Regions from separate parts of the Mus musculus genome. Here region 1 is linked to region 2. Evidence: chromatin contacts called from ENCODE Hi-C or POLR2A ChIA-PET data. All regions are on one chromosome and are shown on one strand. Each heading gives the region's core, a stretch centred on a gene start or an enhancer-like site at or near the end of the contact. The rest is flanking DNA. Distances are from core to core; before and after follow the strand shown. Region 1 holds the start of Cdsn (corneodesmosin). Region 2 holds the start of Cchcr1 (coiled-coil alpha-helical rod protein 1).

What was found. Hi-C counts contacts between places; a loop is a spot of excess contacts on that map. ChIA-PET counts read pairs that join two places held with the same protein, here RNA polymerase II (POLR2A).
Region 1: a map of CH12.LX shows a loop between it and region 2 (2.1-fold over the local background). The contact joins the promoter of Cdsn here to the promoter of Cchcr1 in region 2. A Hi-C loop is called at or near these places in 1 of 37 maps with a recorded cell type or tissue (CH12.LX). POLR2A ChIA-PET finds 5 or more read pairs at or near these places in 4 of 5 experiments (Patski and embryonic stem cell).

Annotation. Positions count from the first base shown.
Region 1 is chr17:35,549,780-35,554,508 of GRCm38, forward strand. Cdsn (corneodesmosin) reads left to right here and starts at 2,349. Exons shown (of 2, transcript NM_001008424.2): 1 at 2,349-2,506. The coding sequence starts at 2,422.
Region 2 is chr17:35,513,529-35,518,834 of GRCm38, forward strand. It overlaps Cchcr1 (coiled-coil alpha-helical rod protein 1), which reads left to right and starts at 3,725. Exons shown (of 18, transcript NM_001372297.1): 1 at 3,725-4,411; 2 at 4,689-4,755; 3 at 4,851-5,064. The coding sequence starts at 4,214. It overlaps Tcf19 (transcription factor 19), which reads right to left and starts at 3,296. Exons shown (of 4, transcript NM_001163764.1): 1 at 3,231-3,296; 2 at 2,350-2,902; 3 at 946-1,492. The coding sequence starts at 2,587.

The DNA.
Region 1 (4,729 bases), core at 1,099-3,598, 35 kb after region 2:
GGGAGGAATGTGAAGAAGAAAACAAGAGGGTGCCTACTCTGAGGCTCCGGGGGAAGCTGTGCTGGAAAGCGGTTTGTTTTTTCTCCACCCATTTGGGGATGCCCACATTCTCAGACCACAAAGGCTCCTTTCCCTGTCTTGTTCCCGACACTCCTCACCCTGCCTCGGCCCCACTCCTTCTCCAGATCCTAGCTGGGGCCTGAGAGTCTAGGGAGGGGCTGAGGAGACATCGCAGGCTCCAGAAAGAGCATCCTCTCTCGGGGTGAGGGCTGAGAGTGAATGTCTGGCTTGCCTTTCCAAAGGGAATACACAGGCGAGAGGAACCGAGAGCTCCAGCCAGGGAGCCACGCTGCAGGGGACCTCATTCTGGTCCTGTTTAATTTATTCTCTCTGATCATCTCCTGTTTGATATTTATAAGATAATAATTCCAGTGGGCTAGAGAGATGGTTCTGCAGTGAAGAGCACTGACTGCTCTTCCAGAGGACCTGGGTTTGATTCCCGGCACTTTCCACGCAGGCTAACAACCATCTGTAACTCCAGTCCCAGGGTCAGCCAACACCCTCTTCTGGCCTTTTCAGGAACTACACACATGTAGTTTTTTATACATAAAACCGTCCACTACCCATCTCAGGGCTTGTTGTTCTGGTCTCTACTCTCTGCGGTGCTCCCTGGACCTCTTCCCCTTCCATCCTCTCCTCTAGGCACCAATGAGAAGTGAAGGGCTAGACAGTGCTGAGCAACAGCTCGCTCTCTCTCTGTCTCTGTCTCTCTGTTTCTCTCTCTCTCTCTCTCTCTCTCTCTCTCTCTCTCTCTCTCTCTCTCTCTCTCTCTCGATTTGTTTTATTTATCTGAGTACATTGTAGCTGTCTTCAGACACACCAGAAGAGTGCATTGGATCCCCATTACAGATGAATGTGAGCCACCATGTGGCTGCAGGGAACTGAACTCAGAACCTCTGGAAGAGCAGTCAGTGCTCTTAACCGCTGAGCCATCTCTCCAGCCTGCATATGGTCTTTTAGACTTAAACTTAAATAAAACAAGAACTCAGTGGCTTATACCGACCGTTTGAAGTGCTTTTGTCCTGTGTGGCACAGGGGAGAGCTGGGGTGTCAGACAATACTGACACAAGGCCACGTTTACTACCACATGGCTCAGAACGGGGCAGGGCAGGGAGAGAGGGAGGGACCAACCCAAGGTCTGGAGGGACAGAGATACCTTGTGAAGAGATGGACGTCTGGAAAGAAGGAGGGGCCGAGCAAGGGAAACTCGGGGCCCTTCCTCTGAAACTGATACTCCCACAATACTAGTGAGCAATTGGCTGGGGTGGGGCCTGCACTGCAGGAGGAGGGAAGGACATCAGGCCAGGGGAAACGATCTTCCTCTTAGTGGGTCCGGCTCTGTCCTTCTGTTCTCCAGGGACCCAGGAGCTGGTCTGGCTGTCCTTTATCCTACTCAGGCACAAGCCTCAGATGCTTTCCGTTTGCCCAGCTAGGCTGAGGAGGAGCAGGCTAATGAGCAGCCTGGCCACCACCTTCCCAATTAGCCTCATTGGCCTCTTGCTCATCCTCCTTAGTCTGGGTCACTACCATGGGATGGGGACTGTGAGTGGCCTGTGAGTCACCGAGGCTCAGCTATGACAGGGGTCCCAACCCAGACCTCTCCCTGGTCCAAGCTCTGGTACCTAATACTCCCGCTGACCCAGTAGCCCCCAGAAAAGAGCCCTCAGGTTTTCAGCGTATGGATGCCCAGTTTCTGAAAGGAAAAAAAGCCTTGCTTGGTAATGGGACAATTTAATAGGCCTGTGGCAGGCTGGTGTTTGGTGGCTTTAGGGGAGTCTGGAGTGGGGGGCTGGTCTTCAGATCTGAAGCAGGAGAAGGCCGAGGCATGGGATCCCAGGGAACCAAGCTGATAGGAGCTATAGTGTGAGCCCCGGTGGAGTTGTATTGTATAGTGGGCTGAGCAGGGGCAGGCAGGGTGCTTCTCAGGGGCCAGGAGGGAAAGCTGTGCTGTCCACTCTTCTTCGATGGAGGGACACTGGGAGCTTGGGCCTTGGGCAAGCCAGGGAGGGAAGAGCAGGGTGACTGGGTCCCTGGGCGAGAGTGGCCAGCTTCCAGGAGGTGGCCCGGGGGCAGAGCACCTGGTTCTGGGTTAGGCAATGGAGAGCTAAGGAAGGCCAGCTGGGGTAGGGGCTAGTGCCCAGTGGCTCCAGGTCCCCTGCACCGCAGTCACCTCTTCTGCTGAGTAGGCAGATGTGACACCGGATTGCCTCAGCTTCTCCTGCCACACCAACTTCCCTCAGGCAGCCTCCCCCTCCACCCCTCCTCCTCCCCACAGTGACTCCTGCCCAGAGAATGTCCAGCCCGGCATAAAGGTCCCGGTGCCCATGAGCTTCTGTCAGTCAGGAGGCCACGCTGTGCACAATGGGTTCCTCTCGGGCACCCCGGATGGGGAGTGTGGGAGGGCACGGGCTGATGGCATTGCTGATGGCCGGTCTTATTCTGCCAGGTAGGAGTCTGGGGCCTTGGGAGGGGGACAGTATGGGATACAGACCATGGGGCAGGGATGCTAGGGGGATCCAATGTCTGGAGCACAGGGTCCAGGAGAGGCCCTAACAAGGGCATAGGCAGGGGTCTAGACTCTGACCTTTCTATCTGGGACTACCCCTCATCTATGCTGGCTCCCTCTCTATGGTCACTGCAGGCAAATTCTTTTGTTCTTTGCTCCACAGTGGCTGAGCAGGTGGGTGTTCTGCAGCCAGGCCATCCTCCAAGCCATTCTGAGCTTGTTTCTGAAACCTAGAGAGGGGGTTAATATCATCTAGCTTCAGTTTCTGACGCAAATGATGCATGTGACACAGCCAAAGAAGTTCTAGGTGGCTATATATGACCACCTGAAGATACAGTCAGCCCATTTTACAGAAGTAACAATTGCTACCATTTTCAGAGCTCTCCTTTACACGCATTTTAGTTAGATCAACTTGCATGTATTTATTTATTTTCTTCTGTGTTTATTTTTTACTGAGGTTCTGGAAGTGAAGCCCCAGGCCTCATGCTTGCTAAGTGATCTAGGATCTTTGGTCCTTTTTGTTTTCTTTCTTTCTTTCTTTTCCTTTTTCTTTTCTTTCTTTCTTTTTCTTCTTTTTTTGACACAAGGTCTTGCTTTGTAGGCCAGCCTCGCCTCCAACTCAGCCTCCTGAGAGCTAGGATTGCAGGCATGTAGCACCCTTAGCCCAGAGCCTTTTAAATGGGACACTGTAGCTGGCACTCTAAATACATTAGCATTTTGAGATATGCATGGTAGATCCCTGGCTGTTTCCACTCTGCAGCTGAGGATCTGGAAGGAAACTGGCTTTAGATTGCATGTAGAGGCAGGGTATCCAGGAATCTGAGCCCAGGTTGGGTGGCTTGTGGCCTGTGTTAAGGTTAGAGGGACAGAGGCAAGGGAAGGGTTTGTTGTGAGGGTAAACCAGGGCCTGCCTGCTTTCCTTTCTTTCTTTTCTTCTCTTCTCCTCCTCCTCTTGTGTGTAGTTCTGATTATTCTGAAACTTTCTCTGTAGACCAGGCTGGCCTTGAACTCAGAGACCAGAGATCCAAGACTCTGCCTCTGAGTCCCAAGTGCTGGGATTAAAGGCTTGTGCTACCACTGTCCAGCATTCAGAGCTTTTCTTTTTGAGATGGGGTTGAGGAAGTGGCCGGTGGTAGCCGTCTGGCTGCTGGTGGACTGCTCTTGCATGAGTATTGATTATGAACTGCGCGATGTCTAGTTTGCTGTTTTCATATATGGTCCAGAGAGATGTCACATGGTCTTCACTGTGGCCTGTAGGAAGGTGTGGCCGACTTTGCCTTACTGAATATATAAACCTGAAAAGGCTAGTCACTTGCTAATGTGTAGCTCTGAAGGGGTTGGGGTGGGCAGAAGACACTGAGATGAGAGCTGTGTAGACAGACTGAGGGAAGAGGAACATGTGGCTGGGAGCAGAGAGTTAGTGGAGGATAGCCCTAAAGATGATCCAAAGTAGCAAGAGTCTTCAATGTGGAGGGAAATGAGGGCAGCAGGCACTGCAGTATGAATACCGGGTGGGGGGCAGGGGGCGGGGGGGGGGGGAGATTGATAGTGGTCATGTGTTTTGGAGGAGGTTTCATGCTTCTGTCCCTGGGTTGGGACAGTGAGAACATGGGTGGCTCAGGGTGCAGTGTCCTGTCACACTGGTACTGGCAGGTTCTGAAGCAACAGGTGAGTGCCCCCACATCCTGGCCCCCACCCTGATTTACTGGAATGGCCACACTTGGGACAGGAAGCAGGGATGCCACCCCTCATGCAGTCTGGACTCTCACTAGGGAGCTGGTGGTGGAGTATCAGCTAAGTAAGTGTGCTCCTCCTCTGGGAGCTGGCACCTCTGCATTAGCATCATTATCTTTTCCTGGCTCAGCACCCTTCCCCATCACATCTAGGGTCTTGCCTATGCTAAGCCAGTGCCCCCAAACCCTGCTCAACCTCTCTGTTCTTACGTTTGGTTCTATGGTCTGACCCACGATGGCCTCAGACTGCCCTGCCCCATAGCTTCAGCCTCCACACTCTGTCTCGTTTCTGACTTATTCGCTCCCTTGCCTACTATGAAGGGTACTCCTTCAATGCCTACCTTCTCAGAGTTTCAGCATCTGTTTTTCTTGGAAAAGTTTGAGCTCTTAGAAAAGCTCACCCCCTCACTTGCTTGGACAATGAAACGTC
Region 2 (5,306 bases), core at 2,475-4,974:
GCCCAAGATACATTCTTACACTGTGCCTGACCCTGAGCCACATCTGTGTCCTGACTGCAAAGTCAAGATGCCATTATGGCATCCTGGATGCTATAGCCAGTGCAGGCCAGAGGGTACCAGATGTCACAGCCATCACACCAACCCAGGCTCTGCTCTCTAGCAAAAAGAAGCTGGACAGGACTCCCTAAGGGAGTGAGTGTTCCTGAGAAACCCTTTGAGTAACTTGCCTCTGGGTAACTGGTAGCCAGAACAGGAGGCTAAGACTGGGATATAGGAACTTGGAGATTAGGGATGTTAAGTAGAGCATACGCATAGCACAAAAGATACTTGGCTTTGGATATGAGCTGTTGACGCCTTCAATCCATCACAACTCCCATTCTGAATGCTCTATCCCGACTACATGAGGGATTTGAGGCTAGCCTGGATTACACAGTGAGACCTTGTATTAAAAAAGAGTTGGGTGTCTCCTCCAGAGAGGATCTGGGTTTGAACCTCAGCACCTACATAGTGGCTAGCAATTATCCCTCCAGTTCCCAGAGAACCCAGTGCCCTCTTCTGGCTTCTGCCGGTATTGCATGCAAGTGTGATACCCAATCATGCAGGCAAACAAAGCAGCCTTGAATTGACCTGCTCTCCTCTAGTTTTGAGACAGTGTTAGTATGGTTTTTTATGTATAGTGCTGGGACTCCAAACATGGGCAAGTCAGGTGCTTGCTAGGCAGTGCTCTTCTAGTGAGACATCTCTTTGTTCCCTGTCTCCCAGATTGCTTTGTATAGTCTAGTCCTAACCATTGTTCCCACATAGTAGCTTGTCATGCATTTATGGGTGAAAGCTAACCTGGGTGTCTGCTGTGCCCGTGCACCCCCCTTCCCTGCCTTCTAAGACCTCAGTCTGAGGCTGTTCAAAGATCTAGAATTCAAGGTGCTGACAGGTGACCCCACTTACCCACTGGCTATCAGAGCAGCTTTCTCCACCCGGAGCCTCTTCCTGGGCTCCGTCAGGACGGACAGGGGGCCTGGGGAGACCTCATCATCTAGCTCTGCCAACACTTTATGAGCTGATTTCCTCCGGTTTCTTGTGGGTGGAGCAGGCGAAACTTGCGCTTCCCCATGCTGAGAGGGAATAGCCAGGCCCTGTGGCCTGCCACCACCACGGGAGAAGGTGAGAGGCTGGGCCTGGAGTTTGCTGAGGCTGCCGATGGAATTGAGAATCAGTGTGGCCTTGGGGGCAGAGGAGAGAGTGCTGAGTGGCCTCTGAGGTGCCCCTTGGGGGGGCAGCATAGGTTGGAAACCGCCCCCAGCTTCTCCCTTAGACCGAGGGACGGTTATGGCTGCAAAGTCCTGAGGTTTAACCCGGACTTGTTGAAACATGAAGTAGAACTCTGAGGAGGAGCTGGTTCCTGCTTGACCTTGGGGGCCAAAGGTCAGAAGGTCACCATCACTCAACTCCAGTCTGTGGCCTCTTGGAAGTCGGACATTATTGACCAAAGTCCCTGGTGATAATGAGACAGACATAAGACAGGTGACGAGAACAGGAACAGACTTGTAGTCAGAATTAACATGATCTGGCTGGCTGTTCAATTTTTCAGGGGGACACAGGGTTAATTAAGCATTAAACTCAAAACCTCACATGCAAGCTTTGTTGGCTAGGAACAAGCCTATTTTTCTCAACGACGACAGTGGGAGGCTTCTGTGCTTAGCTCTTGCTTAAACACCACTTCTGATAAAAGGCTTATTTCTTTTTCTACCTAAGACAGCCCCAGAACTCAGGATCCTTTTGCCTCAGCTCTGAGTGCTGAGATTGCCTCTTGCTGTCTCTTAGCCTCTTTGTGTCTCATTTCCCTTGCAGGCAGCATCCATCTACATCTAACAGAATAGGGCCCAGACCATAAACTCACTGTTGCCTGTTGGGGACTAATAATGCCCACGACAACCTCAGGTTAGGCTTCTCCAAACATTGCATTTGGTCTAGGAAGCTAAGACCTGAAGATGGAATACTGAGGTAAACCCCAGCCTTTGTGGACTGTCTTGGGTTGGGACCGAATGCCTAGGTCACTAGAACACTCATAAATGCCTAGCAGGAACAAGGTGCTTCAGCAAACGTGGGAACAGTCAAATCTGAGCTTAATACTAGAATGTAGAATTTGATGACAGCTTGCACACCCCTCTTAGGTCCGGTGTAGGCTAAAGCAGACAAGCAGGTTTAGTCCTGTGTGGAGCTGACAGAAGTGTGAGCAGACAAGACGGAACCAAGACTGCTCACCAGACTAGGACTCTGGGAGGCAGGTAGCAGGGTCCCAGAGGCTCCTCTTACTCATGCCTGTCTGGGGCTCTTCTGCTCATTGCTTACCTTGGCTGCTGTGATCCTCCAGGCTGACCCTCCAGTCGTCCCCTTGGAGTTCAGCATGCAATTCCGCATGGACTCCAGAGATGAGGCCGGGCTCCTGCTGGGGCCGCAGGGCCACATCACACAGGTCGGCCCTGCAGCCCAATCGATAGGTGCAGCCAGACTTGGACGGGGGGTGGAAGGTGTAGAGGTCACCGCCCCTGCCGCCCCCTATACGCAGCAGCTGGAAACAGGGCAGCATGGGGGGTGCCCCCTCTGCACCACTTTGCCCACCTCAGAAGTCCATTCCCTCTCCTACTCCTGGGTCATGCACCGTGGGCTTCAATTCAGTTCTCTCTGATGTCAACAGCTAAGTATTGTGCCTAATGCCAACTTAAGCAGTGCAGATTCAGAGCGCCAGAGGCCTGGATATGCACCAAGACAGAGGCTGTCAAGATGAGGTTTAAAAAGCAATTCCAGTAAAGTCCTGATGCGATGCAAAACCAGGAAGACGTCTTGTGGCACCTCAGTGAAGCCGGATCCTCAGGCGGCTCAACATCCGGGAGCCTCCGACAATCTGTGCAAGGCAAAGCTAGTTTAAACCGCAACTGGGAACAGGCAGAGGGGGTGAAGGGGCCCTGGTACACAAACGTGCGTGTGACACGGGTCTTCTCCCTAAGTGTAACCTGGAGTCAGGGAATTTATGGTTAAACTTTCTAATCCAAGTAGCGCACCCCTTCCATCTTTCCCCCCCACCCCCGCTCTTCGGATCAGTTCCCCTAAGGGAAGTGAATCCACTGTCACCCGCAAAGGGCGGCGCAGACGGGTCCCTAATTCTGTAACAAAGTGGATCTCACCCTTTCTTTTTTTCGCTCGCGGGGTAAACTGAGGAAGGGATTCCGTACCCTGCGTCCCGCGCTCCCGCCGAGGTTTGACAGCCAAGGAAGCCGCCCCGAAGGCGGGGCTTGGGTGAAGGCGCGCGCGCGCGCTGCGCAGACTCCTCCTTCGGAATTCCCGGGTCCGACTTCGCGCCCGCGAGCCCGCCCCCCCGCCGGCTGCTTCTGATTGGCCATCTGAGTTGCACCCATTTGCTCTATTGGCCGATGCGCAGGGGGGAGTTGCTCATCTCCCGCTCTCCGCCACTTCTGATTGGCCGGCACGTTTTCCCGGGTTCCCGGGGAGAGGAGGGGCCGTCAGGGCGCGGAGAAAGTTTGGGGCGTCAGGGTGCCTGCTTGCACCTTTCTTCTTCCTATTTCCGGTAGGGAGAAATGGAGCTGTAGAGCAGCCCGCCGCCCCGCGCATGCGTGATCTGGGTGTGGCGTCTAGACTGGGTGCTAGGTGTAAGGGGCGTGGCAAGAGGGCGGATCTCGCGCTGGGTAAGGGGCGTTCGGGGAGAGTCAGTTGGGGGCGGGAAGAGTCTGAGAGGGGGCGCAAGGGGGGCGGAGGGGATCCACAGGGCAAGAGGGGTGCAGGAGCTGGGTCAAAGGATAGATGAGGAGGTCAAGACAGCCTCAGAGTTCAGGGTCCTGACGGGGATTAGCCCGGGGTGTGTGCGGGAGAGAAGTGGGGGAGACAGGACAGGGAGCGACCAAGATAATTCCATCGAAAAAGACTCATACTAGGTCTAGGAAGAGAAACGGGTAGGAATCGCGGGGGTTGAGTGAAAAAAAAAAAAACCCAAAAACTTGAATTCTGATGGAAGTGGGGGAAAGAAGATGCTGTAGGACTCCGAAGAGAGATGCATCGGGAATGGAAGCCGAGGGGATAGAGAGCAACTGAGGCCCGTTACAGAGAGGCCCAGATGAGTTGCCAGGAAGCTGGCTTCCCAGCAACGGGCTCCCGGCTGCTCCGATTCCTCAGGGATCCTAGGGAAGACGCTTAACCCCACATGTGGCCTCATTCTTCCCGGACCAGGCCTTGGGCTAACTCTTTAATAGGAAATGACTCAGAAATCCTGGCTCGATGGTGCCTAGATGGGCTTCCCAACGGCCCTACCATTCCATGGCAAGGACTGTGGAGAGTGGGCTCCTTATACTGTGTCCAGAGAGTCCTGAGCTGCAGGGACCGTAGACACTTAAGGAGGAAGGTAAAGGCACACCACCCACATTCCTGTAAGTAGAAGGAAGCCTCGTCTCAGTAAATTTACCTTAGGGTTGTTGCCTGGTTCATTCTATCAGGAGCGTAGTTGGGACAAGCAAGTGGTTTGGTTACCGTGTGCCTTAGGGAAGTAGGAAAAGAGAAGCGTACAGCCCGATAGACCTGTCAGTAACTTAAGGATTATGACTTTGTTTTTATAGGGCTTTTTCTTTGGAAGGTGGCCTGAAAAATTGAATTGAAGTATCCTTGTTTCTCCTATTGTCCAGGGGAACATAGGTGACTGGAGACAAGAGCTACAGGATTCATATAACAGGAAGATGTTGCCACCGTCAGGTCAGTGAGGCTAGTCAAGGAGACCAGGATCATCTCCCTCTTCCCTCTCCCCCTCTCTCAGAATCTGACAGTCTTTATTCTTGTGACCCCCTCAGGTTTTGCTGGGCTGGTTCCTCCCTCCCACTTCCAAGCTCGGCCCCTTCCAACTCTGCCAAGAATGGCCCCGACCTGGGCTTCAGACGTTCCCTTGGTCCAATCTCCGGCCAGCCAAGATGTCTTAGAGAGACGGCTAGATGCTCAGAGGTCGACAGTGACCACGTGGGGACAGGATTTCTGTGGAGATGGGCAGGGGCTAGGGCGGAGAGGCAGGTAGGGATCTGCCAATCACCTCTTCCTCAGACTGACACATGGTCCTTCATACACGCATGCCTTCATTTCAGCCCCTGGTTCTATAACTTGTGTGGTTTTTCTATAGGCCATTGTTGGCCCCTACGACGCATAGACCACATGCGTTGGGGTTAGTGAGAATAGATGTTTGGACTTAAATTCTCATTACATAAGGAATGTAAATGTCTTAAGGGAGGGGATAAGTTCTGCAAAAGCTGTTTTAA